Regions from separate parts of the Mus musculus genome. Here region 1 is linked to region 2. A link is a loop called in an ENCODE intact Hi-C map of the cell type or tissue named here. Cell type or tissue: heart. All regions are shown on one strand. Links, peaks and the distances in the headings refer to the core of each region. The heading gives the core; the rest is flanking DNA. Region 1 holds the start of Sgms2 (sphingomyelin synthase 2). Region 2 overlaps Sgms2 (sphingomyelin synthase 2).

Region 1 (2,907 bases), core at 162-2,661, 170 kb before region 2:
AGTAAAAAGGAACTCCTCATTGCAAAGGAAAAATAAACCCAAGGAAAACAAATTTATTTGTTGATGCTCTTTTCTGGGTTCCTACCTTTCTGTAACTTGAAAACAAGTGCGCTCCCCACAATGAAGTCTAACCTGTGGTTAATTGCAGGAGAGGTTAACTTAAACTTCTGGATTGTGACATCATCTGTGACCTGCCACCTTGGCACCTCCCCTCCAAAGTTCTATTTTGCTGCCATTGGGTTTAATGATTATTGACACAAATGATACCCACACAAAACACCAGAAATGCTTATTGTTGTTTTTGTGGATTATGTTAACTCCCATAGGACAGTCTGTACAATCCTACACGTTCAAACTTAAAACCAGAAGGGAAGTAGGCAATGCAATAAAAAGCATTTCTATCAATTAAACTCATTGGAGGTTTAGCCAGCTGCCTGGATGCCTAGTGACACCCTCCAAAACGACCGTGGTTGACTGAAAACTGCTACAAGGTGTGGAAACGACTCCAAAGAAATGCTGATCCTTGGCCATTTTTAGACAGAAGCAACCCTTCCTGCAACCTAATTGGTAAGATCAGCCGGGGCCGGGGATGGGGGTTGGGGGGCACACACACATATGGACACTTGTGCCCCAAGGCAACAGAAACGCACAGGTTCATTTAAGTGGAGAGTCACTCTTTCAGAGTCATTCTGGTTCCGGTTTCTCATCCTTGCCAGGACGCAATTCACCTAACGGAGCAAATGACAAGGTGGGTAGCATCATTAGTCTCACTAACCGGGAACAAGCACCCTTCCAGCTCACCTAGAGGTGCCACCAGGCCCGTGGTGACTAACCTCGCCAAGCGGTCTTGTGATGTTTGGAAACCTACCCCCTCGACCTAGGCGGGGCACCACCCCTTGAGTCAGCGGGTGCCCCTGGCCCGCACACGTCGTTATTAGGAAGCAGTTTCCGAAACCCGAGGAGGTGCGGAGGTGGCTTATCCCTTCCCTGCCCCACCCCTGAAAGTTGCTGGGAGCGGCACCTAGAGAACTTTCCCAGATTGATCCCCGCCCGCGTTCAGGGAGGTCTGCCCGGCTCTGCGCTCAGCCTGCGGCCGGGAGCCACCTCGTGCTGCCTGCCAAGCCCCTCCTTCGCCGCATCTTGTAGGGCCGCAGAGGGGAGGGAGGGTCGGTCGGCCAGCTGGGATCGCCTCCCCGAAGAAGTCGCACCGGTTTTTCGAGCTCGGCTAGGCGTCCGGAGAGACTCGGTCGCCGGGAGTCGCGGGAGCCCGCGGGAGCCTCGGGCCCGGGGTGAGTCACGGCTGGGAGCAGGAGAGGGCTGGCGAGAGTGCGAGAATGAATGATGTCAGGGCGCGGGCTGGGGAGGAGGGCGGGCCCGCGGTAAACAGAGCTGCGCGCTGCCCCGGGCTCCGCCGGCCGGAGACCCCGCCCTCGGCGCCGCCGGAGCCGCCCGGAGCCCGGCCCGCTGCGGCGCCCGGACTGCGGCCTGGGGCGGAGCGGCTACCTATGCGGGCGAGACCCGCGCAAAGTTTGCAGCTCTCGGGCCCGGTCCCCCGGGTCCTCTGCGCCCAGCGAGCGCCCCCGGCGTGCGAGCACCGGCTGCGAGCGGTGAGCGCCGGGCCGGGAGGAGGATGGGCTGCGGGCTGCGCGTCCTGCGGAGCGCGCGGGGACGTGGCTCCAGTGGGGGACGTGGCTCTGGTCGCCACCGCCTCCCCACAGGCCGCCCCGCCCCGGGCATCCTTGCTCAGTTTTCATCTGCTGGGGGTCAGCTGGTGGCTGTCTCTCCTCCCAGCCTGCTGCTCATTCATTTGCGACCCATTTTCGGATACTTGGTGATGGTGTTGAAATGGCACAGGTTAAACCGTAGATTGTGCAGTGCCGCTCTGGGGGGTCAGGGTTGAAGTTCGAGTGGTGGAGGAGAGGCTGCCACACGCTGACAAGCTGTGCACAAGACCAGCTCCAGGCTGCCCAACAGGACCTTTGGCGTTCAGACCCGCGCCCCTTAAGGAAGGGAGATTCGATTTGTCAGCACAGAGAGGTGGGAGTGGACCTTACCCCGTCACAATCTGTGGGTCCGGTGATCGTTCTGTCTCAGAAGCAAATAGTTCAAATGCTATATCCTGTAATCTTTTATTAATCCGCCGTTCCTCTATTTCCAAGACTTGCTTATTTCTAAAATGACCTTAAATTATTTTGACATGTGTTTGAAATACTGAAGAGGCTCAACTCTTTTTGTCAGTGTGTTCGCGTGAACTTTGAATCCTTTAACTGTTCAGTTCTTTGGTTTCACCTCGGTTATGTTAACCATCCCGAACAGGTAAAAATGGCATTAGGACTACCTTAGACAATAGCAACGATTAAGTAAGGATTAATGAGGTTAGTAATTAAGGCTGGAAAGTACAAAAGTCTGAACGTAAACCTCTTTCATCAAAGCAAACTTCAATAAATTTTAACTCTTGACCTGTAAATAATAGCAAGTTCCAGTTGGCTTAGGTAAATGCCAGCTTCCTTCTGACAGATCTGGCGGGCCCAGGTTAGCACGTGAAATATTGTTGTCTACTCCCTTAGAGTGGGAAGGGAGGTTTCCAGGAAGTTAAACGTTGCAGGTGGATACCTAAGAAGGTTTTGTCCCCACCCTCTGTCCTGGGAGCTACTAAATGTTTAAGAGACATCAAAGCAGCTGGACACACAGAGAATGAGAGGCCTGGACTCTGCAGAAGGTATTTGTAGCGAACTCTTTACCATTTCTTCCTCTCCTCTCCTCTCCTCTCCTCTCCTCTCCTCTCCTCTCCTCTCCTCTCCTCTCCTCTCCTCTCCTCTCCTCTCCTTTCCTAGAAGCAAGCAAAGTTCATTTTTGTTTTTGTTTTTATAGACCATATTCCTTGGTCCACTGATAGAGTCGTGTTTC
Region 2 (2,907 bases), core at 110-2,609:
CATAACACGCGGTGCTGCCCTTGAACATGTCCCTGGCATCAGCTCTTAACCTCAGCCATGTAGGAATGAGGGACAACTGTTATCTCATGTGAAAAGATGGGTCTCTAAGATCTGGTGGGTTTAAGAACATCGGACTCAGTTAGAAGGTTACTCAGTGCTGGGATATCATAGTCCTTGCCTTTGGTTGAGATCTACTGAAAGATTAGTTTGTGGAACTTGTAGAAAAACTTCTAAGGATTCACAGCATGGGAGCAGCCAGTGGAAGGGGTGGTTACATTCTCATGGGTATGGCATAGAGAACATCCCTGGGTTCGTCCCTGTAAGCTAGTCGGCCTTGATTGTTTAAAATTAAACTTTAAATTGCTTGGGAGAAAAAAAAAAGCACAATACAGATGTGTTCAGAAGGGCCATTGTCTTCTGGTGCTATAATTCTGTGTGTGTGTTTCAGAGGGTCTCGTTTTCTGTGTTACTGGGTGGGTAAAGGATAGGATGCTAAACCCAAAGACACGAGCATAAAAATCTAAGTCTGACTATCCTCACAAGAGCAGAGACCCTAAGTGTCTTTGGCAGACTTTGAAATGCAGGGACTTTTTTTTTTCAAGTATTTTTATCGAGTAAGCCAATAATAAATTCATACCCAGTTTACCTTGTACTAGACAATTCGGTACAACTCCTCACGTGTTCATTTCCTCAGCTCTGTGGAAAGCTCTGCTCCGAACACTAGTTTACCTTCAGGGTCTGATTATGAGAGAATCATTTGGCGCTGAAGCCTGGCCTTTGCTCTGCGAGTCTCTCACTGAAACAAAACACTGAAACAAAACACCTGAAAAGCCTTATCCAGCCTGGCTAGGATTCTCCATGATTCTTCAACCGAGGAAAATGCTTAGACATTGTTACATTTCATGTTGATTGTTGGGAACCCTTCAAACAGAAAACTTTGCATTTAGTCAGGTAAACCAGGCTGTTGGAAACAATACCATCACTTTCTTAAGGTTTGAAAATACCCATGAGCCCTGTGTGGACCCTGCTGTTCCCTGTTCTTGTAGTAGCTGTGATTCCTAATAGGTACCGATGGGGATGCAAGATGACAACTCATTGCAGTGCAGGAAAGTAAGACTTCCTTTAAGATGGTCTCATCTCACTGTGTAGCCCAGATTGGCCTCCAACCTTCAGCCCTCCTGTATCAGCCCCCTGGGTGCTGGGATTGCAGGTGTGTTTCCATGCCTACCCAGGCACAGCAGGACATGGTACCAGCACCTTTTCTTTGCCCATTAAGATGCAGATTTTACCCATTAAGTGTGGGTAAGGCGCAAGCGGGCGCCTGTGCTCCTGTTGGAAGGTTTTCCCCATAATATAGAGCTTCTGGAAAACGTCCACAAATATAGAACACACATGTTTTTCCTGAACCTTCCCAATGGGACTGGAGTTCTCTGAGACTCCGGGTTTGAGCTCCTCCACTAGATCGGGAAAAGGAGGTATCCTTCCCCCAGTGACCCCTGAGCTAATTTTGACTGTCTTTTGGGTTGCTGTCATCACAGGAAGCAGCTTTTTGCTGGGGACACAAGGTTGGCTGAGAGTCAGCTCTTGCAATCCCTGGGCAGGTTTGTGGCCATCCATCCCTTGCTGTGTTGCCAGCGCCCCCTTGTGGTGATATGTCATGTCTGAAATCCAAATGCCACTTTAAAAATATATTTTCAAGGTTTCTCTAAAGTTTATCTGTTGGGCCTTTTGTTGTTGCTGTTTTCAGGGTTTTTTGCCAAAAGTTGAAATTCCCATGGGAAAGGAGCTATTTTAAAGACATTCTTATCCTTCCCAAAGGGAAAGTTCTCAGAATTTGAGTCAAAGAAAGTTGAAGGTCACATTTACCTCTTATGTCACAATCATTCGTGTCTGGCCCATAGCTACAGACTTTGTTTACTTCAAAACCCAAAGTCAGCTGTCTCATTTTTATTTATGTGCCAGAACTCATCATTTCACTTGTAATTGAAAGGTCTTACCTTGTTCCATAAAATATTTTAAACTCTTTGTTAAATGTTTTGATTTTATACTATAAAACTGATTTAAAAATTAAGCCAGTCTTAACACACTCACCCTGTCTGTAGTGTAAGGAAGTGTGAGAAGGAAGTTCTTTTTTATTGTTTGTTTGTTTGTTTGTTTGTTTGTTTGAGACAGGGTTTCTTTGTGTAGCCCTGGCTGTCCTGGAACTCACGCAGTAGACCAGGCTGGCCTTGAACTCAGAAATCCGCCTGCCTCTGCCTCTGCCTCTGCCTCCTGAATGCTAGGATTAAAGGCATATGCCACCACCGCCTGACGAGAAGGAATTTCTTAATAAATGAGTTTACATGTCTAAATCAAGTGTAAGTTATATGCGTTGTGTTGGAACCTTTTCTACGTTTATGTATAAAGATTTCTTATATTATTATTTTTAATGCCATTGCGTTGCAATAATTTAGCTCCTGACTCATTTGACAAAAATACATCTTTTATGAAGAAGTACTCTTGACTTTGATATCTGTACACTGAAAATCATGTCAGAAGTACCCAAAGATAAGTTTTTATACAGATAGACGCTTCGTAAGCGCTGGCTTGTTACCCACTAACTAACTGTACTGTGTTCTCAATGAATCATGAAAGACAAGAGTGGGTCACTGTAGAATTATTTTAAACTGTCCTTTAAAAGAGAAGAAACTATAAGCTAATCTAGTTGCCAAGTAGGAATTCCTTATTTAATTTACCTCCTATGCAATGATTAATGCTGCGAAATGTATGGTTAATAAGTTACAGTATATTCACAGAAGAAATATCTTTCCAAGGTGTAAGAAGCAGCCAGTTGCATTCTTTTGGAAATTTACTATACTGTTTCAATGTGTTAAGTGCCTTGTTGTAAAGTAAAATTTTAAGTCTCGA

Evidence for each region. Peaks named below come from ENCODE experiments on the same cell type or tissue, not always from the same donor. Only the 100,000 strongest peaks of a DNase experiment are listed, where the experiment ranks them.
Region 1: it touches region 2 in a loop (2.2-fold over the local background); 3 of 42 quality-filtered maps call a loop at or near these places.

Annotation. Positions count from the first base shown.
Region 1 is chr3:131,488,790-131,491,696 of GRCm38, reverse strand. Sgms2 (sphingomyelin synthase 2) reads left to right here and starts at 1,467. Exons shown (of 6, transcript NM_001379585.1): 1 at 1,467-1,607. It overlaps Gm36753 (a long non-coding RNA gene), which reads right to left and starts at 1,181. Exons shown (of 5, transcript XR_003954556.1): 1 at 651-1,181; 2 at 1-132. In heart, for the core only: no CTCF peak of the experiment used is centred there; DNase peaks (open chromatin) are centred at 1,226 and 1,656; H3K4me3 peaks cover 1,838 bases; H3K27ac peaks cover 1,215 bases; H3K27me3 peaks cover 1,020 bases.
Region 2 is chr3:131,319,076-131,321,982 of GRCm38, reverse strand. Sgms2 (sphingomyelin synthase 2) reads left to right here. Exons shown (of 6, transcript NM_001379585.1): 6 at 1-2,907. Among named protein-coding and RNA genes, the nearest start is that of Cyp2u1, 17 kb to the right of the region's middle. In heart, for the core only: a CTCF peak has its summit at 1,637 (motif pointing left); a DNase peak (open chromatin) is centred at 1,562.